2 separate regions of the Mus musculus genome follow, and region 1 is linked to region 2. Evidence: chromatin loops called from intact Hi-C (ENCODE). Cell type or tissue: left cerebral cortex. All regions are shown on one strand. Each heading gives the region's core, and the rest is flanking DNA. Links, peaks and the distances in the headings are about the cores only. Region 1 holds the start of Copg1 (coatomer protein complex, subunit gamma 1). Region 2 holds the start of Isy1 (ISY1 splicing factor homolog).

Evidence for each region. Hi-C counts contacts between places; a loop is a spot of excess contacts. Peaks named below come from ENCODE experiments on the same cell type or tissue, not always from the same donor. Only the 100,000 strongest peaks of a DNase experiment are listed, where the experiment ranks them.
Region 1: a loop joins it to region 2, with 2.4 times the contacts of the local background. A loop is called at or near these places in 10 of 42 quality-filtered maps.

What each region holds. Positions count from the first base shown.
Region 1 is chr6:87,881,905-87,894,023 of GRCm38, reverse strand. It overlaps Copg1 (coatomer protein complex, subunit gamma 1), which reads right to left and starts at 6,084. Exons shown (of 24, transcript NM_017477.2): 1 at 5,952-6,084; 2 at 4,901-4,953; 3 at 4,287-4,367; 4 at 3,997-4,068; 5 at 3,755-3,834; 6 at 2,000-2,075; 7 at 1,726-1,818; 8 at 1,305-1,391; 9 at 71-228. The coding sequence starts at 5,988. In left cerebral cortex, for the core only: a CTCF peak has its summit at 6,317 (motif pointing left); a DNase peak (open chromatin) is centred at 6,180; H3K4me3 peaks cover 1,366 bases; H3K27ac peaks cover 1,688 bases.
Region 2 is chr6:87,828,768-87,840,886 of GRCm38, reverse strand. It overlaps Isy1 (ISY1 splicing factor homolog), which reads left to right and starts at 2,128. Exons shown (of 11, transcript NM_133934.4): 1 at 2,128-2,243; 2 at 5,137-5,159; 3 at 5,893-5,944; 4 at 6,394-6,459; 5 at 7,203-7,245. The coding sequence starts at 2,241. In left cerebral cortex, for the core only: CTCF peaks have their summits at 1,824, 2,064, 5,465 (motif pointing right) and 8,084 (motif pointing right); a DNase peak (open chromatin) is centred at 2,052; H3K4me3 peaks cover 1,588 bases; H3K27ac peaks cover 1,331 bases.

The DNA.
Region 1 (12,119 bases), core at 2,708-10,707, 52 kb before region 2:
AACAAGAAGTTGGGGACAGTCCAGCAGTGCAGAAGGCATCATCTAGCTGGCAAGAGACCAGCGTCCTCACCTGCCGTCTTCTTCCTCTAGTTGCTTGCTGGCCACTCGGATCATCATGCAGTAGGCAAAGGGGGACTTGAGGCCGTGCCGGGTGAACTTACTGATCATCTTACTCACGGCCAGTCGGTCATTCTTCCGCACATGGTACAGAAGTCCTAGGGCATGGTACTGAAGGACAGAGGCAGCATGGGCAACAGACACAGAAGCCCTGGGAAGGGCACTGTGTGTCTCTAGCTCCATCCTTCTTGTTTAAGCACAGCACTCATGTCCACACAGAGGGGCTGGAACAACTCCCAAGCACTCCCCGTAACCAACTCCAGTGTCGTGCCCAACACACTATCACATACATGATGTTCTCACTTGCACCAGAGTTCTGGACCCTGCAGGTATCCTGACCATGTGAGAGAAGACACCAGAATAGAAAGAGCTGCAGCACACAGCTAGGGCAAGATATGAGCATAGTCCTGTGGGACACAGAACACAAACCCTTCCAACACCTAGAGGACTGGCCTGCTTGTCCCTACTTATTTGTCCCACTGTGGTCAAGCTGGCTTTGGAGGTCTAGAAGCCCAGGGACACCACTTTTAGAAATGTAAGTTACCAAGGTCACTTCCCATTCATTCTGTCCATTCTTAGTCAAGTGGCATGTGAGGGCCAAGGTATGGCAGGTGTGTGTACTTTCCACGTAGTCAGTGCTTCTGACCCTTAGAGGTGTACACTAGAGCATCATTACTGACCCCAAAGACATGATCCACACAGAGTGAGGAGAACAACAATCACTGAGGGAAAGGGACAAGCCTCCTTCCCATCCCTCATTGTGTATGTCTTCTCATTTAACCCTTGCTCTTCCAACGTTCCAGAGAAACTGACGCTCAGAGAGAGGCATACCAGGTTTAGGTTACAGAGGAAAGTTTCTCAGATGGAAACCCCATGTCACTAACAGAACCAGCTCAGCAAAGGTTTGGACTGTGGTGGCCATCGGCCTACCTAGGCCAGGTGGGTTGTAACAGCCTGTATTCCAAAACATTCCCATCTATCGTTCAATAGACTTGGTTCTATCAGCAGCATCCAGTGAGAAATCCTTCCTAAACACCCATGTGCTGCCCTGGCTGCTTCTCTCCATGTCCCCATCTCCCACACCCAGTGACAAAAGAATAAGAGCCTGTCCTGGCCAGAGGCCACCAGAACTTGTGGAGGTTGGACAATGACAGTGTGCCCCTGTTTGTTTTCAGTGTCCCTCTCACCTGGACCATGATGTTGTCACTGGACGCCGCCTCCTGGGCCTCGTTCACCCAGCGCTTGACCACATCGAAGCTGCATTTCAGCAGGTGCTGCGGGCAGTGGGACTTGTTAAAGGGTCAAAAGGAAAGGTGCCCTTCTTGTCATACTCCTGTCATCTCTCATATGCAGCCAGGCCCTCCTCACTATCCTGAGCCCAAGCCCATGAATGGACAGACAGACAGCTGTCAACCCTCACTCTTCCCGCCTGGCAGATTTCCTGTCTGATGCCAGTCCTGACAACCTACCATGTAAGGGGTGGGTCAAAGCCACTCACCCCAGCTCTTCCCAATGAACCCAGAGTGTCTGATTCCCCTCTGACAACGGCCTCAGACATTTTATTCTACCTTCAACCCACCCTTGCAGGCCCCAGTCACAGCTATGTACCAGGGAAGACACGAGGGCGGAGCTGGAGACACTGGGAACCTTGTCCACAATTGCTTGTTTCATGTAGCGTTCAACAGCCTGCAGCATGGTGCTCTGTGGTGGGAGAACGCGGGCTCAGACGTAGAAGCAACGGGGTGCAGAGCAAAGCAACCATTTCAGAAGCTCCTACTGAGTCAGTCCCTCCCACCCGGCTCCTCTACTTGATTCAGACAGCTGCAGACAGCCGAGAGTATGCTCGAGAGCTTGGGAAGCAGGTAGAGATGGAAGGACTCACGTCAGTGATCTGGCAGAGGGCACGGACAGCAGGACCGCGGTAATTATCCTCTTTCCCAGTCATGTCTTTTGTCAGGCTGCCGGGGAAAGGAGGCACTGTTGACATGCGGGGGTCATAGGCCATCCTTCTTCTCTAGTCCACACCACCACACCAGTGATGTGATTACCACACCAGTCTGCTAGCTACTGCTCCCTTCTGTTCTCACCCCTCCAAGCCAAACAACAGCTCCAGGGAGTTTCACGGAATTCAAGACAGACTACATGCTTGCAATCCCAGCACTCAGGGACAAAGGCAGGAGGATCGCCATCAGCTCAAGGATTCATAAGCAGCAAACAGAGCAGTGTCTCAGTGAGATGCTTTCCTCTGCAGGCCTCTCACCTGCCACTGCTCAGCCTGGACCTTTCTCCTTCCCAATCTAGCTCATGCTGGAGATCTTCTCTGATCCAAAGTCAAGCTGTTGTCTGAAGGAACTCTGGCCAGCCTGAGCATGGTGAGCATGGCTCTGGCAGCCTTGGCCCTTCTCCCCCATCCCTTCTGCCTTGTGAAAAGCCACTAGATCACATTTCTAAAGCTATCTGCCAGGGATCATTCCTTGTTAGCCACATCCTCCTACTGAGGCTGACTACATAGGTCCAGTAATCAAAAGCCAGCTTTGGCTCACCTAATTAACATGTCCAATTACAATTAAATACCTCCTCCTAACACTTTCCCCCCTTTAACTTTATTACTATTTGCCTATTGGCCATGTCTGTCTCCTCTCTATCCAGGACGCCACTCCAGGACAACCATCCCTGCCCCTTCTCCCTTGTTCCTTCCCCTTCTCCCTCATCTTCTGTCTGTCTCTTATTCCCTTTCCTCTGTCCTTCTGGAGCAAATAAATCTCCTTTATGCTAAGAATTTGGTCTTCCGGGTCCTTCTGTTCTGTTTTCATAGTCTTTTACAGTTCCATAAACCATGTTAGAGCCCCACTGCCTGATTATTTGCTGGTAAATCCTAAGGCTACAGAGACTGTGAGTTATATAACAGTTTCCTCCGGGACTGAAGCATTCCATCCTGCCGGACAGCACCTCAAACTCTCTGTAGCTGGACTGACAGACGGGTTTATGCCTCCTGATGTGGATGCTAAGAAATCAGCCAGAGATCTTAACCCCTGAGCTATCTTTCCAGCCCCAGGAAATATCAATGCCCCTGACTCTGGCTGTATGGTCCCTCTCCTCAGATAGCAATGTCAAGAAGAAATAGAAGAACTGGGTAAGAGGCAGGGATGTTGTGTGGTTTTGTTTTATTTCATTTTTTGGAGACATCTTGCTATGTAGCCCAGGCAGGTTCAAACTGGCAGCCATCCTCCTGTTTCTCCCAAATGCTGGGAGAACAAGTGTGCAGCACCAGGTCCAGCTGTGACTCTCAGTTCTCCAGGACACGGAGTATATATTCGTGACGTCTGTCCCTAAATTACTCAGCCTAGCGCAGAAACCAGTACTGGCTAATAGACTTGCTCATTAACTTCCTGCACCCTGTTTTTCTTTTCCTTAGCACTATCTAAAGACTTATGAAAGCTCCATGCTGGTTGTATTGTCTAAGGAGGAAGAAGAAAGGCAAGGCCTAGGAAGTGAGAAATAAGCAGACCATTCTAGAGGCTGGCATAGGGTGGGCTAAGAGGAAAGGGCACAGAACAGATGTCAAAAGGCTCTTGGCTGTACATGTTGTCTCTGTCAATGGATCCCACCAGAGGAGCCACCCCTGCCCAAGACATGCCTGCTTGTCACAATGATGACATCCTCAGCGATGCAGGACATCTCCTTGATGGTCAAATAGCACATGCGGCGGAGTGTGGGCTGAAAAAGGCATGGAGAAGACCTGATCAGCTTGGTGGGAGAGGATTAGAGTCAGGAGAAGCCTGATTCTGTGGACGGCAGTCTATACTGACAGGCAGACCTCCTGCCACCCTGCCATGGGTGCAACATCTGCAGAAACGCACAGATCATCAGTGTACTTACATCATTGGACTGGAAGAGCTTGGTCATGGCAAAGAAAGCCTCAGTTGCTTCCGTGGTCCCCAGGTGCTCCCCCTGTGGGAATCAGAAAAGCCACAGGTTTGGACAGGAGGTCAGTAGGCTAGACCTTTGGAGCCTGCAGGCACTTGAGCACAGGCAACAAATGAGAGCCGGAAACTTAAGAGGACCCAGGCCTAGACTGTTGGTTCCAATCACAGAGCTGTCAAAAGCGTAAGGGTACATCTCCATTTACACAACCTCCCCTGTATTCCCTGCCAAGTTCATCTTGTTACCTGGTTTATGAGATAAAGGATCTTGGTGAGGATGTGAGCACATTTCCGGGGATTGATGGGAGTTTCGTTAAAGACCCGAGCCTGTGAAGAAGCAACCATTACCTCTAGCCTAGTACACTTTTCTACCACAGCTGCCCCTCAGTTCATGAAGGGCCTAGAGAACCATAGGGTACGTATTAACTCAGTCCACATAAATGTATTCTCAAGTGGGAAGAGTTTATTTATTTATTTAAGATTTTATTTAAGTATACGAGTACACTGTCGCTGTCTTAGACACACCAGAAGAGGACATCAGATCCTATTACAGATGGTTGTGAGCCACCATGTGGTTGCTGGGAATTGAACTCAGGACCTCTGGAAGAATAAGCAGCCAGTGCTCTTAACCGCTGAGCCATCTGTCCAGCTCCCAAGAGTTTATTTTTCTTAATTTATCTACTAACCATACCAGAAGTCTTCCCTTGGGCTGCCCTAATACTAGCCACACTAGCAAATACAATGAATAAAGTCCCATCTTCCTGGACCCAGGCTTTATAAACCAGCACTCCATGTATGTTAGTATCTGACAGCAGGGCTGGCAGGTATTCCTGACCAGACACAGGCATGGTGGCACTTGCCTCTTGGAGTACGGCACTCTTCTCCAGGTGCTGGAGGGGGTTGGAGCCTCCACCTGCAGTGCACAGAGAAGACTGATTACGGTTGTGATCTTGAATGAACTGCTTTTCTCCTTTTTCCTGTGCTGACACAGACTCTCATGTATCGCATGCTAGCCTTTAACTCAAAATGTAGCAGAGGTCGGCTCTTGTGCATCTGATCTTCCCGCCTCGGCCTCCTGGTTTACATGGTACTGTGGATCATACACAGGGCTTCACCCAAGCTAAGCAAGCACTCTATCAACTGAGTTACAGCCCCGAACTGTGACCCTAAACCTGCCAAACACGAGGAAGAGAGAAGGAAGTCTCTATCATCTACCAGAGGCCGTCAAGGCTCTCTCACAGTCACCTAAGCATTCTTTCTGAGCATTTTAGGGTTCAATAATTGGCACTGATCTATGCAACCAGAACTTAAATGAATCTATGTGTCGGAGACAACCAACACTAACTAACCTGTGACTGAGTTTCCCTGACAGCAGATATTACATTAAAAAATTATGCATGCGATTATCTGGTTACTGTCTGGGCTCTCCATCCTAACATTCCTATTGCAGGCATCTAGTATCGAACTTGCTTTAGCTACTGTAATATTATGATCAGTGAGGTGCCTGATGTTCAGTAATTGTAGTTTATTGAATGAATGAAACGGTCAGGGTTATTAACTGTAGGACTGGTTACACCCAGATAGGCAAAGAATTATCGCAGCAAATACCAAGAGGTCGGGTGAAATGCAAGGTAACATCCAGCCTGGGAACCTCCTCTGACAAGATGGGGAAACTGAGGCCCAGAGAGGAGTGTTACCCGCACAAGGTCACGCAGAAATCCTGGCCAGAGCTGGAGAGGGCAAACAGCACGTTTCCTCCGAGAACAGATATAGATGGACCTGCGCACAAGCCCCTGCCCCTCTTGGGCCTCGGATCTGGCTCTGACAGAGGCCCGGAAGAAGGAAGCCAAGGAAGGTCCCATGAACCCCTACGAGGATCTGACCTCCCCAGGTCTTTCAAGGGGCCCTCACCAGACTCCTCGTCCTTCTTGTCGAATTTCTTCAACATGGTGTCAGCGGTAGCTCCACGCAGCAGGAAGATGCTCAGAGTAGCGGTGAGAACAGCTTCTCCCTGCGGCTTCCGTACTCCCGCCCGCCACGTCGCCCTGAGCACTGCACTATGGACTGCGCCTGCGCACTCTGTTGTCTGCGCCTGCGCACAACTGCGCCCACCTTTTTCATTGCCTGTCCGGAGATTGCCAAAACCTAGGTGGAAGAGGGCGGAAGGGGAGGGGTGAGACCCAGGAAAGTGGGCGTGGCTAGACACTGGAGGCGGAGCCTAGACCTGCGGTTGCGGGTGCTCCGCTTCTGCGCCCCCTTGTGGTCCTGTGGCTGCTGTGTTTGCAGTTACCCCTGGCTGAATTTAAAGGGCATTCTGATGGGAGGGTTGCATGCAGCACGCTGACCCCATACATGTTCCCTGCTACTCTTTATTGTCATTTTCCGGAAGTAAGTCTCACTAATAGGTTATTTTTCCGCCACCGGTAAAATGAGCCAATTCAAGTCAGGTTAGAATATTTTAAGGGCAAATTTATTGGGAAGCTGCTCTCAAACAAGTTCACTGGCCCCAAGGATTGAGGCCAGAGGAGTCACCATGACAGAGATGGTGGTGAGAGGGAAAAGGGCATCTGTTGCTAGCCAAGGAACCGATTCCATCCGAGTCTAGCTTTGTAAGGCAATGAATAGAGTTATGTACATTTGTGCTTTAACATTGAGATATAACTGGACATAGCGAGTAATTTCAACACTCATGAGGCAGAGAAAGGAGGATGAGAAGTTCAAGGCCATCCCCCTGCACCAGACCTACATGACTTCCACCTCAAAAAATAGAGCCAATGAGATGGCTCAGCCGCTAAGTTAAGGTGCTTGCTGCCAAGTCTGAGGGCCAGGTTCAGTTGTGAAAATTATTAAATGAGTCTTTTCTACCAAATACTATAAAACTTGTGGTTTGACAAGGAATTCAAATATTGTTGCTGACAAATTGGCCCACAGAGAAGATGAGTATTAGGCAAGGGGAGAGGGTGAGGCAAGCCAAGCCAGATAGTTAGGGGAATTTAGCAGCTCTGACTTGATAGCAATCAGGCCATTTCTGTAACTCTGACTTACTTATTAGAGATCAGGCCATTTCTGTTGCTCTGACTGACTAGCAACCAAGAGCGTCTTTATTTACACAAGTTTCACAGAACAAAGACAAGCTAATGATTATCCAGTAGTACAAAATATGTCTGACTTATCATTACATAACCAGGGTTAAAAGCTCAGTTACAAATAGAAAATATAAACAACAGATTTTATTCTTATTATCTGCCCTATAACACCAATTTAAAGAATCTAAAGACTGTCTCCTCCAAAACAAACACACTTACTATGTGGCAGGCTGCTTGTAGGCTGGCAGTGTTTGCAGTTTTAAAGCACTCCAGACAAACAGGAAATATCTGAATTGGTCTTTTTATGAGCTGCAAAGATGACTATCTAACTTCATTATATGTTTTATCATGTAAAACATGATTAAACATGATAAACATAGTAGAAAATGTTTATTTTAGTCAATATAAATTGTTTACTGAGTTTATTCCTCCAGGGGTATGCCCTGTATGACTCCCTGTCTTTAAACTCCATTTTCAGAGAGCTTTAAGCCTATAATAAAAAAGAGACATTGAATCTGTAATCTATTTTGGACAGAGTTCATCAATTGTCTGTTTGCCCTCCATCAGTTATCCTTCGTGAGTTTGCTCAGGGGCCGATACCCCAAGCCGATTCCTGGAGTAATGGCCTCATGGAGCTATGTGCTTATCTGTGGTTAATGATCTCCAGGGCATAAGGAAGACTTCCAAATAAAGTTAATTTTAGGATTTTTCTTAAAGACTCAGACATAATTCATAATTTTCCCCAGGAAAAGACATAAACTGAATCATAACACATACAGTCCCCAAGAATGCAACATGCAGGGAACAAAACCAAAAGTTAGAGTTAGAAGAGCATCGATTGCAGCAGTTGGCTCGCTCGGCTTTGCTGGAACTGTGTGAGGTAGCCAGTGAGCATGGCTGTACCACCTAGCAATGCTTCATAGTACTTTTTTCTCTTTTTTCCAAGACAGGGTTTCTCTGTGTAGCCCTGGCTATCCTAGAACTCACTCTGTAGACCTCAAACTCAGAAATCCACCTGCCTCTGCCTCTGCCTCTGCCTCTGCCTCTGCCTCTGCCTCTGCCTCTGCCTCTGCCTCTGCCTCTGCCTCTGCCTCTGCCTCTGCCTCTGCCTCTGCCTCTGCCTCTGCCTCTGCCTCTGCCTCTGCCTCTGCCTCTGCCTCCCAAGTGCTGGGACTAAAGGTGTGCGCCACCACTTCCTGGCTCGTATTACTTAATATTATAGACTATACAGATGAAACCAGAGAGTTGGCTGCTGATTCCATTCTTATAAAAACAGCCATTTGGTGCATTAGTCAGGGTTTTAGGTTTTTAAAATGTATTTTTGCCCTGAAGTGAGTGTTAATTTGATGGGAACTCTGCTTTTAAAAAATCACTACTTAAAGCCGAGCATGGTGGTAGATGCCTTTAATTCCAGCACTTGGAAGGCAGAGGCAGGCAGATCTCTGTGAGTTCAAGGCCAGCCTGGTCTACACAGTGAGTTCTAGATCAACCAGGGCTACACAGAGAAACCCTGTCTCAAACAAAAACAAAAGTTCTAATAAAGTTTACTCTTGATAAAGAAATTTTTTAAGATTTATTTATTTGTTTGTTTGTTTATTATATATGAGTATATTGTTGCTCTCTTCAGACACACCAGAAGAGGGCATCAGATCCCAGATGGTTGTGAGCCATCATGTGGTTACTGGGAATTGAACTCAGAACCCCTGGAAGAGCAGCCGGTACTCTTAACTGCTGAGCCATGTCTACAGCTCAAAAAAGAAGTTTTAAGGAAGGAAATAGAAGACTATCTGTCTTCTTTCCTTGAGAGCATTTGGTGTCATCTTGAAGAATCATTGCTTAAGCCAAGATCATTTTCATCTCTGTTCTCTTCAGAGAGTCAGACTTTTGATTCTTATATCTAGTACTTTCATCCATTTTGATTAGTTTTTTTTTTAACATCTTTTGTGGCTAAGTAGGCCATAATACTAATTTTTTCAAAGATTTATTTTATTTTTTAATGTATGTGAGTACACTTTTGCTCTCTTGAGACACACCAGAAGAGGGCACCGGATCCCATTACAGATGGTTGTGAGCCACCATGTGGTTGCTGGGAATTGAACTCAGGACCTCTGAGAAAGCAGTCAGGGAGAAGTGGGAGAGAGTATTGCATGCATGTATGAAATTGTCAAAGAACAATTACAAAAACGAGGGGCTGTAGAGATGGCTCAGGGATCAAGAGCAAGCATTTGCTGCTCTTCCAGAAGACCAGCACCACTTGACTCACAACCAATGGTAACTCTACCTCCAGGGGATGTAATCCCCTCTTCTGTCTTCCAGGGCACCCACACACATTTTTGCACACACATGTACACAAACAAACACAAAAATAAAAGTTAAAATCTGAAAATGTAATGGTATTATTCTAATATTTTTGTCACCATAGTACCCAAATTAAAAAGGAAACGTACAGTGTATTGTAGGGTTTTCAGGTCTTCCTCTGACATCACCAATTCTTTCTGTTTTGTTTTTCAGAAGTCAGAACATGAGATAGGAAGCTAGGCCCTACCAGTCCACCAAAATGACTTGGAAAGAGCATGAATGTCTGCTCAGTGTAATGAGGAGATGCAGGACCATCCTTGCTTCAGGAACAGTCTCTGGCCTCATAAGACAAATGCTTGTTTAGCATGCAAGAAGAGTCCCTGAGTTTGATGCCCATTATTACATAAACTGTGTATGAAGACACATACTTGTAACTCCAGTACTCAGGAGGTAAAGGCAGGACTACAAGGTCAAGGGCATCATTGGCCATGTAGTGAGTATGAAGCTAGCCTAGGATACATGAAACTCTTTCTAAAACAAAACAAAACAAAACAAAACAAAACAAAACAAAACACACACACACACACACACACAATCTCAGTGGAGACTGATTTGTTTTTCCAAAGTGAAAAATAATTTATCTGTTTGTTGGACAACCATGATACTTCCCTGAACCAGTGAGATGCACCTGCTTACACTGGGGAAGCCCAGCCCGCTTTCTTCAGTATCCTGAGTTCATAACAACCTCATCCAAAACCCCTGTCAACAGAAACTCCCAGAATCATGTTTGCCCAAAGACCTGGCACTTGAGGCTCAGGTGAGTTGACATCTAAGGTAAGGGATCCCAAGCTATCTCTCTCTCCACCTTCAGAATGTTTGCTGTATCTAGTACCTGGCACAAAGTACATGCTCCAAAAATAGTAGTTAAATGGCAGACCCAGATCCCAGCACCGGTTTGAACAACTCCAGGTTTATGTATGTATTTATTTTTACAAGACATCCCCTTGGGTTGGATGGATAGCTTAGTAGAGTTTGCCTGGCACATGCAAGGCCCTGGGTTTGATCCCAACACTGCAAGAAAGCAAATGAGTAAGACCTGCTTTCTGGCTGGGGATGGAACTCTGGACAAAGGGAAGGGAGGAAGAAAGGGAAAGAGAGAGGGAGAAGGAAGTGGAAAGGGGGAGAATGGAGGGAAGGAGAGAGAGAGGAAGAAGGGGGGAGGGAGGAGAGAAAGGAAAAGGAAGGGGAACAGAAAATCCCCTGCTGTCGGCCCCTTAAGGTTTCATGGGGGGAAATGCATAGACATCAAATTAATGTCTCTGTAGTGGTGTGTTTCCTTTCATATGATACAATCAAAAAAGGCCTGAACTGGGTGTTTTGTAGGTTCCCAGATCTTAAGCAGTGAAATCACACACACACACACACACACACACACACACACACACACACACACACACACCTTCATCTTCTTCTGTATTCTGGTTAGCAGAGCAGGCTCCTGGAAGCTGCTTCCCTGTTACTATGGCACCCACAGAGGAGAAGCAGCATCTGCAAGATCCTCCCTCCGCCTTGCAGGAGGGGTGGTGTAGGAAGGCCTGCCAGTGATTCAGCAGGAGCTGGTGACACTGAAGTAGAAAGGGTTGGCACATCGCCACCCACAGCAAACTGAAGAATGAGGACAAGGGATAAAGCTAAAGAGAGTGTCCGTGACTATGTCTCCCAGGCTTCCCACCAAGGTCACGGTGCATGAGGACTTCCAACCCTGGGCTGTGCCTGAGTCCATAAGTTTTTATACTTAAAAGACCTCGGGAACAGGTCTGTCTTTCCCATCATAGTCCCCCCCCCCCCAGAAAAATACACGACACTCTGGGATGTACACAGACAGATGTGGACAGAGATAGTGCACATCTTCACTGGAAAGGACTCGGCTCCATGAGTTCCCCAGGAAGTGTTGATGTTGGTGCTGGGCCTTGGGCTTGAACGTACTGTGAAAGGTCAGTCTCTGAGGTGATTATATTTTCTGAGTCTAAAAATATCCGGGGGTGCTGGTGCTGGTGCTGGTGCTGGTGCTGGTGTTGGTGCTGGTGGTTGGAGGCTTAGCAGTTAAGAACACTCATTGCTCTTCCAAAGGATCTCCATTCTCAGCAACCGCAGGGCAGCTCACAGCTGTCAGTAACTCCAGCTCCAGGGGATCAGACACACCCTCTGACCTCCAAAGACACTGGGCACACAAATAGTGCACATAAATGCATGCAGGCAAAACACCCACCCACATTTACACACACATACACACATCATCATTACCACCACCACCACCACCACCACCACCACCACCACCACCACCACCATCAGAGGCCTCCTACATGATGTTCATGATTCTAAAGACAACCACACAAATTGGTGGGGTTGGTTGGAGAGAAGGCAGAGACATGAACTGCCTACGAGACAAAAATCTCAGTATGGTTGTATATGAGCTAAACAAGGCACTAGAAGAGAGGACAATAAGGAGAGAGAAGGGGCAGGGGAGAGGGAATATATTGGGAAAAATAATTACTATTTACCCTTCATAAAAGTAGCCATTGGGCTGGAGAGATGGCTCAGCAGTTAAGAACACTGACTGCTGCTCTTCCAGAGGTCCTGACTTCAATTCCCAACAACCACATGGTGGATCACAGCTATCTGAAATGAGATCCAG
Region 2 (12,119 bases), core at 1,536-9,535:
CAACCTAGTGACACCCCCCCCATGTCTTAATGTGAAGAATGACCATTGTTTGGAATAAAATATTTTAAGACAATGGCCAAAACCATTCAAATTCAAAAATTCCTCTCCTTAAATTTAGAGAGAATTGGCCTGGGCCTGGCAGTGGGCTCTCGACTGCTCATGATACTGCCAGTTCTCAGCCTAAGCTGGTGGTTCCTGATTAGGGTCATCTCTCAGAATAAGGAAGGGGGTGGGAAATGGAGAGGGCTGGGGTTTGTTTTTAATGTGCTAGGCATTTAACCTAGTGTTCTTTCATTTCATGGGAAGTAGAGGAATGCTCATCTCTGACTTCATTTCCATTGGCTCCCCCTCCCCCCAGCCAGAAAAGGTCAGAACTCCACAAATCTCTGAATGTGAAATATCAGTGCTTTAGCAATGCAGAAATTAAGAGTTAAGGCAAAAATTCTTGGGGCTCCTGACCCAAAGCACCACCGACAATCATTTGGTTACATCCCCACAACCTATTTGGAAGAAGTGGGGGACACAGAATCTAGTTGGGTGACCGGCTGCCCACTTACATATATGTTCTAAAGTATCTGTCAGAACCTGTTTGATCCTGAACTACTAGTTCACGCCTCTGCTGAGATCTTGGAAAGCCGATATAGTGAGCTGACCATGGCTGAGATGTACAGCCAAAAACGTCTGCCAAATGCATACCAAAACAAATATTCTGGTTCCTGTCACCTACATCTGACTGCAAATGTCACTGGTTTTTAGCTCAATAAATGCCGTATACCTGAGCTTTGATGCAGTGTGCTTTGGGACAAGAGCCTGCCCACTAGTTGCCAACTAATAAGGGACTCTAATTTGGTCTTATATGCACGGTGGTAACATTCTTGCATGGACTATGACAGGGTACTCTCCTTAGTGTTGACTCAGTGGGAGAGCCCACCACCATTTCCAGAATCCATCTCTGCTAAGTGACTCACGTAGTCTCTAACTTCCCACTTGCTCCAGGTAGCTTTTTCTTCTCTGGACCTTACTCCGTATTTCATTTTCTTCTCATTACGTTTTTGTTTTTCGAGTCGTTTCGTGTGGCTATCCTGGAACTTAACTTTGTAGACTAGCTTCAAACTTCAAAGATATGCCTGCCTTCTGAGTCTTGGGATCCAAGCTGCCTTTTTCTTTAGTTTTTGAGGCAAGTTCTCACTATGCACCCCCGGCTCGCCTGGATTTCCTCTCTATGAAGACCAGGGTGTCCACCAGTTCACAGAAACTGGCCTCTTTTGCCATCAAAATGCTGGGATTGAAGGCATTAGCCAACAAGCCTGGCCTTATCTCTGTATTTTATTTTAATTAATTAATTAATTTGTTTTTTCGAGACAGGGTTTCTCTGTGTAGCCCTGGCTGTCCTGGAACTCACTTTGTAGACCAGGCTGGCCTCGAACTCAGAAATCCGCCTGCCACTGCCTCCTGAGTGCTAGGATTAAAGGCGTTCGCCACCACCGCATCTCTGTATTTTAAAAGATGTGGTCTCTGCCTTCTGGGAATGTGTGGAGAGAGAGCTGATTCCTTGGCTTAAATGTTTCTTTCACGATCACATCTGTCAGTTTCATGGAAACAGCCACCTTTAATAAAGAATAATGATAATTATACACGTTTCTTAAAAGGAGGACGATCATAGTCTCAGTCACTGTTCAGCTCCAGGTAAATGGCAGGCAGCGGTGAAGAAGCCTCCCAGGAAGACAGGTTCGCCCCAATGGCTATGGTTTGCCCCAGTGCCTGCGCCTGGCGGGTCCAGGCAGGTGACAGAACTCCACGCAGGGTCCCTAGGGGCTATGAACACTCAGTGCATTCAGAGAGGTGCAGTCATTTTCAAAAAGGTCATCTGCTGTCATAGAAGACTCAGGAAGGGCAGAGGCAGGCGAATCTTTGACCGCAGTTACCAGCAGAACGAAACCAAACGACAAATGACGCACACATTCCTGCCGCGCAAGCGTAGTCTTGCTGACTTAGGCGCGGGATGACGCACTGGACACGCGTCGGCGGGAAGCCGCCTACCGAAGCTCCACTGCAATTCTCTCCCCTCCCTCGTCCTCCCTCCCTCGCTTCCGGTCCTTAATTTCCGGTCCTTTCCATTTAGTCTTCCGACAAAAAGACCAGACTGTCCGCTGTTTTCCGTTCCCGCGTCTGCCTGCCTTGTTCCGGGCGCCTGAGCACGTTGCGTTGCAGAGCGGCGCCAGGGCGCCCTCGCCGGCACCATGGTGAGTGCGTTGGGGAAGGGATGGGGCTCACGGGGGACCCGAGGTCTGGGCCAGTGTGCGGCCTCGGGCTCCCTGGCCTATGCCGGGATTCTTTTCCCACCTGGCGTAGCTGTAAGAAATGGCAAGAAAACTGAGTTTGGGAGCTGTATTGCGTCTTGGTGGTTCAGTCTGGGTGAAGCACATTATGCGTAGAGACTGAACGGCCCGGGCGTTCTCAGGTTCCACGGATAGGACCTTTTAAAGGGCAGGGTCTCCACGCCTTTGCTTGCCTGAAACCGAGGACAGAATCTGACATTCTCTAGACGTGTGTGACATAACCGTGAGTGAATGAATAGGATGGGCTGATCTGTTGAGAGGTTGTGATTCTCGGTTTCATTCACTCAAGAAGCGTTTAATATGGAAGTATGAGATCAGACACAGTGTTGGTTCAAAGAGGCGCAGTTACTGTAGTAATTTCAAAGTAAAGTGTCCGTGGACCTCGAGAGATGGCCCAGTGATCAAAAACCACTTCACTTTGGTTCCCAGCACCCACATGGTTGCTTACAATCATCCAAAACTCTAGTTTTAGGGGATCCAACACCCACTTGTTAAGTGACACTAGACACTCATGTGGTGCACTTACATGCATACATGCAAAGCACTCATACACATACAAAAAATATTAAAAAATTAAAGGTAAAAATCCCCTTAAAAGTATACGGAGTGGCTTTCATACTTCTGAGATTTATTGATGTCTTTGAAATCTGTATAGTCTTATCTACAAAACCAGCCCATTTTGGTAGATATTTATCTATATGCATATACCAAATTATGTTTAAGGATCAGGTGTAAGTATATGCATAACCACGTGCAAAATATGGACACATTCAAATATATAGGCCTTCTTGTCAGTCTGTGCTTTATAATACTAAGTAGAAAAAAAACATTAATACACTTTGGGCGGGGTGGTATTTACACATACATAGGGGCAAACAGATACATACTCCTGTTAAATAAAACAGATGCATAAACATTTAAGGAAGCCATGGAATGCTTACAGAGGATGTTTTGGACACTACAGACTGTTGAGAACAGAAACCTAAAAAGGAGAGGAAACAGTGGTCTTGAACAGCTACTTCTGAAGGAGGGTGTGTCCTGTATTGATGTCATGTTCATATATCCACCTTCCACTGGCCAGGTTCCTTTCAGAGTTGATTGGAAGGGGCAATCTGAAGGGCAAGTTAAATTAAACTCATCTTGCTGACTCTCTAGACTGTGTGTCTGTTTCTGCTTGACTTCATGCGTTTATCTGAGTAAGTCATCATAACGTTGCAAGATAAAAGCTACAATATGTGCTGTGAAGGGAAACTTAGATTTTGGTGAGACCACGTCTCAGTGATGGTGAGAGGAAGAGCTAGGAGCAAAATCTCTAGTTCCAAATTCAGCAGGTGCGCTTTCTGTGTAGTTCACAATCCAACTGAAAAAAACTGTTCTCTTCCTGATCCTGTGTAACATTTAGGGACCATTGACTTAACACTGCTGCGGCAGCACTTAAATGAACATCACTTTGCAAAAGCCAGTCTTGATGCTCTCCTCTGATAGCCACTGGCAGCAGACAGACAACTAGGCTGTTTTCTGGTTAGAGTGGTGTATGGTGGTGCATACGTTATCGTATCAGGAGTGAGAGAGGGGTCAGAGAGGTTAATAGATATGATCACAGTACATTCTGCACATGTGTATGATTTTAAAAAATAAAAACCAGCCTGGTGATGGCAGCGGCACATGCCTTTAATCCCAAAGATCGGGAGCCAGAGGTGGCCAATCTTTAACTTCAAAGACAGTCTAGTCTACAGAGCAAGTCTCAGGACAGCCAGGGCTACACAGAATATGCTGTCTCAAAAAGCCAGAAACCAACCAATGGTAGGTTTAGATTTTTTACAACCTATTTTTAATGAGGGTTCTTAAATGTTTTAATGTCCCTTCTAGTCCATCATCCATCAGAGGCAGTGGAAAGGAAAGATTAACAGAGCAGAGGAGGATGTGTACCTGTTGAGAAATAGTTCTTTGGAGCAAATCTAATTTTCATTGTCAGGATATCAGCATTTTAGTTTACACAGATCAGCAGTATTAGCTAGATCCATTCACAAATACCATCATGAGTCAGCAATGGCGGGACTGGAAAATACCATTCATGAGTAAGCAGCGGCGAGTTGATCCAGAAGAAACTGCAAGGCTCTGGCAATTGGCCTGAATCTGCAGAAGTGGCAAGAAGCTGCTGGAACATCACCAGAAGTTTTTTTGGTTTGTTTTCCTCTATGAAGTCATGACAAACAATGACTGACAAAGAATGCTAAGGCCTACCAATACCATCCAGCATCACCCACTGTCTGTTGGACTACATTTATATCCTTTCCAAACATCACATGTTCTCTCTAGCGTCTACTCTATCAAAACATCACATTCCCCTTTTCCAGACTGCCTTCAGACAACACCACATGTCTGTTCTTAGCAAAACATCCTCCCATGGGTCTGCTTCAGCAAAAACATCCTCTCATAAGACAGTTTTCAGTAAGACATCACATCACACAACTGAGTTTCCAAAGAAACCAGAAATTTCTATATCGCCAACCAACCTACAAACAAAACAGTAGAAGTGATAAAGATATCCTAGGGCCAGAGGAATTGGCTTAGTGGTTAGGAGCAGGTTCGGTGCCCAGCACCCATGTCAGGCGGCTGACAGTTGCCTGCATTCTAGTTCCACGGAGCTGATGTTCTCTCCTGTCCTCTGCACACACACAGTGCATGCACAGACAAGCAGGCACACACACTGATGGATTAAAACGTACGACTTAAATCAATCACAAGAAAGACAGTTATTCTAAACTTGGTGTTTTCTTCCCTTGTCTCCTTCTAGGCCCGAAATGCAGAAAAAGCCATGTGAGTATCAATTTTCTTGGGGCTGAAAAATTTGACATTTGGCACAGAGCTTGTATGAGATCCCTTTGGTAGGAATCTTTTTAGAAGAGGTTTCTTGTCCCCAGGTGTTAAAGCAACCTTTCTTTGTTTGCTTGTGGTTTTTTTTCCCCCATTAATGTTGTCTGACATCTTCCAGAACTTTCAGTGAGTAAACATTTTTCCTCTTGAAGATGAATTGGAAATGATGGGAAGGGCAACCTGATGTTAATCTTTTAGCTCGTCTTCCTTTTTTTTTTTTTTTTATTTAAAAGATTTATTTATTTATTATATGAAAGTACACTGTAGCTGTCTTCAGATGCACCAGAAGAGGGCGTCAGATCTCATTACGAATGGTTGTGAGCCACCATGTGGTTGCTGGGATTTGAACTCAGGACCTTGGGAAGAACAGTCAGTGCTCTTAGCCGCTGAGCCATCTCTCTAGCCCCTTTTAATACTTCTGTATATTGCTTATCACAGTGTGATAAATAGCAGTTCCCCACAGTCTATATATGCAATGTAAATAAAGTAGATATTTGAGTGCCCAGAAACACAAATGATGTTGGAGGCCTATCCCTTGGAACATACAACTCCTTAACTACTCTGGTTTTTTTATTACCATTTGCATGAATGCTGTTAGCTGTGGTCATGAGCAGATCTACCCCATCCAGGAACTTGAGTGCTAAGAAATCTAATGGGGTCTTTTGTGTGCCTGCAGGACTGCCCTGGCGAGGTTTCGTCAAGCTCAGCTGGAAGAGGGAAAAGTCAAGGTGAGTGAAGCACTCCCTGGGAAGTACCAGGAGCAGATGCAGGCTTCGAGCCGCAGCTCTTCCTGCTGTGTTTGCTGAAGAGTTTGTACACTTGTGCGTCTGCTTAGCCTCTTTTCTGTTGGCATGTGATTATCTGCCTCCCGCTTGCCCCTTATTATTCCAGCTTTAATATTGACTAGAAGAAGGTAGAGAGTGGACCTGGAGAGATTAAATATTTGTATATATTTATTTTAACTATACACAGTTCCTGGAGTAATTATATATCCTAATTATATAGCTTCCTAAGAGATTGTACAGTGATGGTTAGGAATTGAATATCCTCTAGCACTGTGACTTCAAGTATATTTAGAGCATTAAATATTTAAGGTTTCAAGGCTGAATCGGTTGTGGATGTCACATAGGTGTGTACAGAGCCCAGTTACCATGTGTGTTACTCTCACCCTCCTTAGGAACGGAGACCCTTCCTTGCTTCTGAATGTACTGAGTTGCCGAAAGCGGAGAAGTGGAGACGGCAGGTATGTTCAGTAGAAATAATGGCTCTGCTTGCTTCTTTTTACCTCATCAATGATTATTAACCAAATTTTTTTTTTTTTTTGAGACTGGGTCTCTTTTTGTATTCCTGGCTAATAGCTGTGTATACCAGGCTAGTCTCTAATTCACAGATCTGCCTGCCTCTGCCTCCCTAGTTCTAGGATTAAAAGCTGTTTTGTTTTTTGTTATTGTTGGTTTTTGTTTTTGTTTGTTTTTGTTTTTGTTTTTTTCGAGACAGGGTTTCTCTGTACAGCCCTGGCTGTCCTGGAACTCACTTTGTAGACTAGGCTGGCCTCGAACTCAGAAATCCGCCTGCCTCTGCCTGCTGAGTGCTGGGATTAAAGGCGTGCGCCACCATGCCGGCTGTTTTGGTTTTTTGAGACAGGGTTTCTCTGTGTAGCCTTGGCTGTCCTAGAACTCTCTGTAAACCAGGCTGACCTCGAACTCACAGAAATTGCTTGCCTCTGCCTCCCAAGTGTGCACTACCACTGCCCAGTGCTGTTTTTTAAGACATAGTCTCACTTTGTATCTTGGCTGGCCTGGAATTCATTGCATAGGCCAAACTGTGTGTGAACCCACAGAGATCTTCCTTCCTCCGCCTCCCCAGTGGTAGAATTAAAGGTGTGCGCTGCCACACCTATAGCCTTTTTTTTGCGTGTGAATTACCGGTTTCTTGTACTTTCAGATATGTTCAAAAATGATGAGATGTGCCTGTTGCTTTCCACAGATCATTGGCGAGATCTCAAAAAAGGTTGCTCAGATTCAGAATGGTAAGCTGCCTGCCTGCTAAAGCGTCCTAGAGCCCAGTCAGATGTGGGGCCGGTGTGAACGCTGCTAAAGTGTCCTAGAGCCCAGTCAGATGTGGGGACCGGTGTGAACGCCGGCCAGGTGTGGTGCGTGCGATCCCAGGGTCAGGAAGTGCAGGCAGGAGCTCAGGGCAGCCCTCACGGCCACACAGCACGCTGGAGGCTAAGACCAGCAAACGAGTAAACACAGTTTTGTCAAGTTTGACCTCGTTGGCATTTATAGAATGCAGCACCTAATGGCATTTCATTTAACTTTATTATGTTTTTTCATTATTTAGAACAATTTTAAATTTAAATATATTTTGATCATATTCTTCCCCTCCTTCAAGTCCTTCTAGACCCTCTCCCCCTCCCTACCCAACATTTTTTTTTTAAAGATTTATTTATTATATGTAAGTACACTGTAGCTGTCTTCAGACACTCCAGAAGAGGGTGTCAGATCTTGTTATAGATGGTTGTGAGCCACCATGTGGTTGCTGGGATTTGAACTCTGGACCTTTGGAAGAGCAGTCGGGTGCTTTTACCCACTGAGCCATCTCACCAGCCCCCAACATTTTTTTTTTTTTTTTTTAAAGATATGTTTTTTTTTTTAAGATTTATTTATTTATTATATGTAAGTACACTGTAGCTGTCTTCAGACACTCCAGAAGAGGGCGTCAGATCTTGTTACAGATGGCTGTGAGCCACCATGTGGTTGCTGGGATTTGAACTCTGGACCTTCGGAAGAACAGTCGGGTGCTCTTACCCACTGAGCCATCTCACCAGCCCCCCAACATTTTTTTTAAAAAGATGTATTTATTTATTTATTTTATGTATATGGCTACACTGTAGCTGTCTTCAGACACACCAGAAGAGGGCATCAGATCCCATTACAGATGGTTGTGAGCCACCATGTGGTTGCTGGGACTTGAACTCGGGACCTCTGGAAGGGCAGTCAGTGCTCTTACCCACTGAGCCATCTCTCCAGCCTTCTACCCAATTTTAAGTTCTTTCTCTAAAAGCAAATGGTAGCACAATACAACAACAAAATCCCCCAAACCAAGAAAACGAAATACTCCCCCCCAAACAAAACAGAACAAAGAACAAACCACTAAGCTGCAACCAAATATAAATGTAAACACACTAATAAATGGTGGTGCCCAGTATCTGTCTGTCTATCTGTCTGTCAACTACTCCTGAGCATGAGGTCTGTCGTGGAGTGGTTGATATACCCAGTGTTGTTCTATTATTGAAAACTGATTTTCCCTGTCCCAGCATGCATAAACAACAGTCCAGTTGTTAAACTTTACTGTAGTGGATAGGTTTTTAATCATTCATTCATTTATCCATCTTAAAAAATAAATAAGATAAAACAAAAATTATCACATCGAAATTGGACAAAACAAATCAACAGAAGGAAAAGAGCCCAAGAGAAGACAAAAGAATCGGAGACCCATTCATTCACACTTCAGGAATCCCATAAAAACACCTAGCAGCAAGCTGTCATAGAAATGCAAAGGATATGCTGGGAGCTGTGCAGGCCCTCTGCATGTTCAGCCCCTAAGTTCACATGAGGTTTCCTCATGGTGACTTAGAGGGCCTTGTTTTCTTGGTGTTTTCGATCCCCTCTGGCCGGTACACTCTTTTTTTTTTTTTTGCCTCCTTTTGTGAGGTTTTCGTTTTGTCTTGTTTTTGCTTTTTGAGATAGGGCTTCTCTGTGTAGTCCTGGCTGTCCTGAAACTCGCTCTACAGACCATGCTGGCCCCCAACTCAGAGGTCATCCTGCCTTTGCCTGTCAAGTGCTGGGATTAAAAGCATGTGCCACCACCGCCCTTGGAGGGACGGGATTTGATGTAGACATTTCATTTAGGGCCGAGTGTCCCTTCTCTGTGGACTGTCTGGCTGTGGGTCTCTGTACTGTCCCCTCGGCTGCAGGAGGAAGCTTCTCTGGTGATGGCTGAACAAGGCACTGATCTCTGAGTGTAGCAGACTGTCAGTGGGACTGAATTTATCACGGTTTTTTCCCCCCCTTTTTTAGATTAGGATTATTTAGTGTTTGCCCTTGGTCCCTGGGCTGATCACCCAGCCAAGCAGTGTTAGGTATGGGTTGTATCTTGTGGAGCGGGCCTTAGGTCAAGCTAATTATTGTTGGTTACTCCCACAGCTTTGAGCCACCAATTGCCCTAGCATATCCTGCAGGCAGAACACCATTGTAGTAAAGAGTTTGTAGCTGGGTTAGTGTTTACGTTTCTCTCTCTCTCTCCTTTTTGTTTTTTTTTAAGACTTATTCATTTATTATATGTAAGTACACTGTAGCTGTCTTCAGACACCCCAGAAGAGGGCATCAGATTTCATTATGGATGGTTGTGAGCTACCATGTGGTTGTTGGGATTTGAATTCAGGACCTTTAGAAGAGCTGTCAGTGCTCTTAACTGCTGAGCCATCTTTCCAGCCAGTGTTTCTCTTTAGAGCATGTAGAGTATGGTCCTTTACCAGAGATGCTGGAATGTAGGGTGAAGGCTCTATGTAGACACTGGCTGAACATCTCCATCTTCAATGAATTGTGTAGATGTTGTCTTCAGCAATTGGGCTGTGCTGTGCAGTTTTTGGACAAGCAACTTGTAGTCTTGGCAACAGCCTGGGTTGTTTAACAGTTCCTGTGGGGTTCCTTGGACAACAACTCAATTAGATGTAACACAATTTCGGTACTAGAAGTCTAGTTTGGTGATAAGAGTCGATCACTTTCAATATGTATATATTTTAGAAGTTTCTTCTGTATTAGGCTTCCATACTACCCCTTTTAATATTAGCTGTCTCTCCCTGTATTTCCCTCCAACTCTCCTACCCTTGTTCCCACTTGATTCTCCCATTCCAGCCCCCCATCTATCTGTGACTATTCATTTCCCTTATAGGGGCACACAAATTATTCACCAAAATAGAACATATTCTTTCTAAGCTATATCACAAATGTCAGAAAATTCAAAATAATTGAAATCTTACAAATTAAGTTTTCTGATTATAACAACAGGAAGAAAAATGCCTACATACTTAAAAATTAACATGTGCATGTGTATATGTGGAAATTCAAACACTTTTGTGTTGTTACCATTTATAAAATCAGCAAGTAGGAGGGTCAAGCAGGACAGCCTTGTGTTTAAGGACATGACCCAGGTTTGAAAACTAACCAAACACACTACTTGAGATGGTCCATAATTTCTTTCTAGCACACAGGGAGACAGGCAGGTGGATCTCCAGGTCAGCCTGGTCTGCAAAGGAAATTCCTGGACAGCTAGGGCTATACAGGGAGAAACCCTGTCTCAAAGAAGAAAACGAAGAAAATAAAACAAACAAATAAACAAAAAAGTAAAAAAGAAAAGAAAACCAATCATACAGATAACAGCAAAGGGCTGGGGAGCCGGCTCAGTGGTTAGGAACACTAGCTGCTCTGCTCTTCCAGAGAACCTGTGCTTGGTTACCTGTCTCCACTTCAGCTTGCTTACACCTAGCTCTAACTCCAGCTCCTGGGGATCCAATGCCCTCTTCTGACCTCTGCTGGTACCCACATATAGGTGTTAGACATATATACACACATATAAATAAAAATTGAAACCCCACCAGGAAACCAGGAATATTTACACAGTATATGTCTGTTTAGGTGGTGCCGGGGATTGAACCTAGGGTCTTGTACAGTTGGTCTTCCACTACTGAGACATACTCCAGTCTACTTGTATATAAAGCTAACAGATATATTCAGTTTGTTTGCTGAAAACAACAAAATATTACTGAAAGGAATTAAAAGATGTTAATAATAATATGAAGAGATGCTGTATTTCAATATGGTAGGACTGTGCATAGTAAACGTTTCCTTTTCTTCCTCTTCTCTCCCTTTCTCCTCCTTCCCTTCCTCCATCAGCTGTTCTGGAACTCACAGCTATCCTCCTGTCTCAGCCTTCCTAGTGCTAGGGTTACTGGCATGGACCATCACACCCAGCTTTTCTGTTGATACTGTTTGAGATAAGGTCTTGCTATGTAGCCACCATTTTTTTCCTGCAAATGCTAGCAAAAAGGATCTGTTTATTTATTTTATGTATATGAGTACACTATTGCTGTCTTCAGATACACCAGAATAGGATATCAGATCTCATTACAGATGGTTGTGAGCCACCATGTGGTTGCTGGGAATTGAACTCAGCACCTCTGTAAGAGTAGTTGGTGCTCTTAACTGCTGAGCCATCTCTCTAGCCCCCTTCCTTCCTTCCTTCCTTCCTTCCTTCCTTCCTTCCTTCCTTCCTTCCTTCCTTCCTTCCTTCCTTCCTCCCTCCCTCCCTCCCTCCCTCCCTCCCTCCCTTCTTTCTTTCTTTCTTTCTTTCTTGCACCAACTGTGCATATGTACATGCGGGTGCGGTTGCCTGCTAAGGCTAGAAGAGTTCACTAGACAAATCCTCCACAGCCTGAGTTACAGGTGGTTGTGAGCTGCCTGATGTGAGTGGCTGCTGCCACTCAAACTGGTCCTCTGCAAGAGCAGCAAATGCTCTTAACCACGGAGCTCTCTCTCCATCTTACCTTTTATTCTTTGTTTCAATGGACTTATGCAGGATGAAGCATGCTACCTCTAACGTAAGTTAGAGGCTTATGTGTCTGTGTAAGCTGTCACCAGATCCAGGTTGTACCCTTCACTGCACAGTGTTCCCCCATGACCACTTTCAGCTTTATTCCAGTTAGCTTTGCTTTACACAGAGCTCAACTTGTGTGGTTACCAACTGTCCTCTCATCTTTGTTTGGAGTGTCCATCTTTGTCCAGTGTTTAGCCACCTTGGTCAGCCTTTCAGCATGCACTCTGTGCACTTCCCTTTTTAACT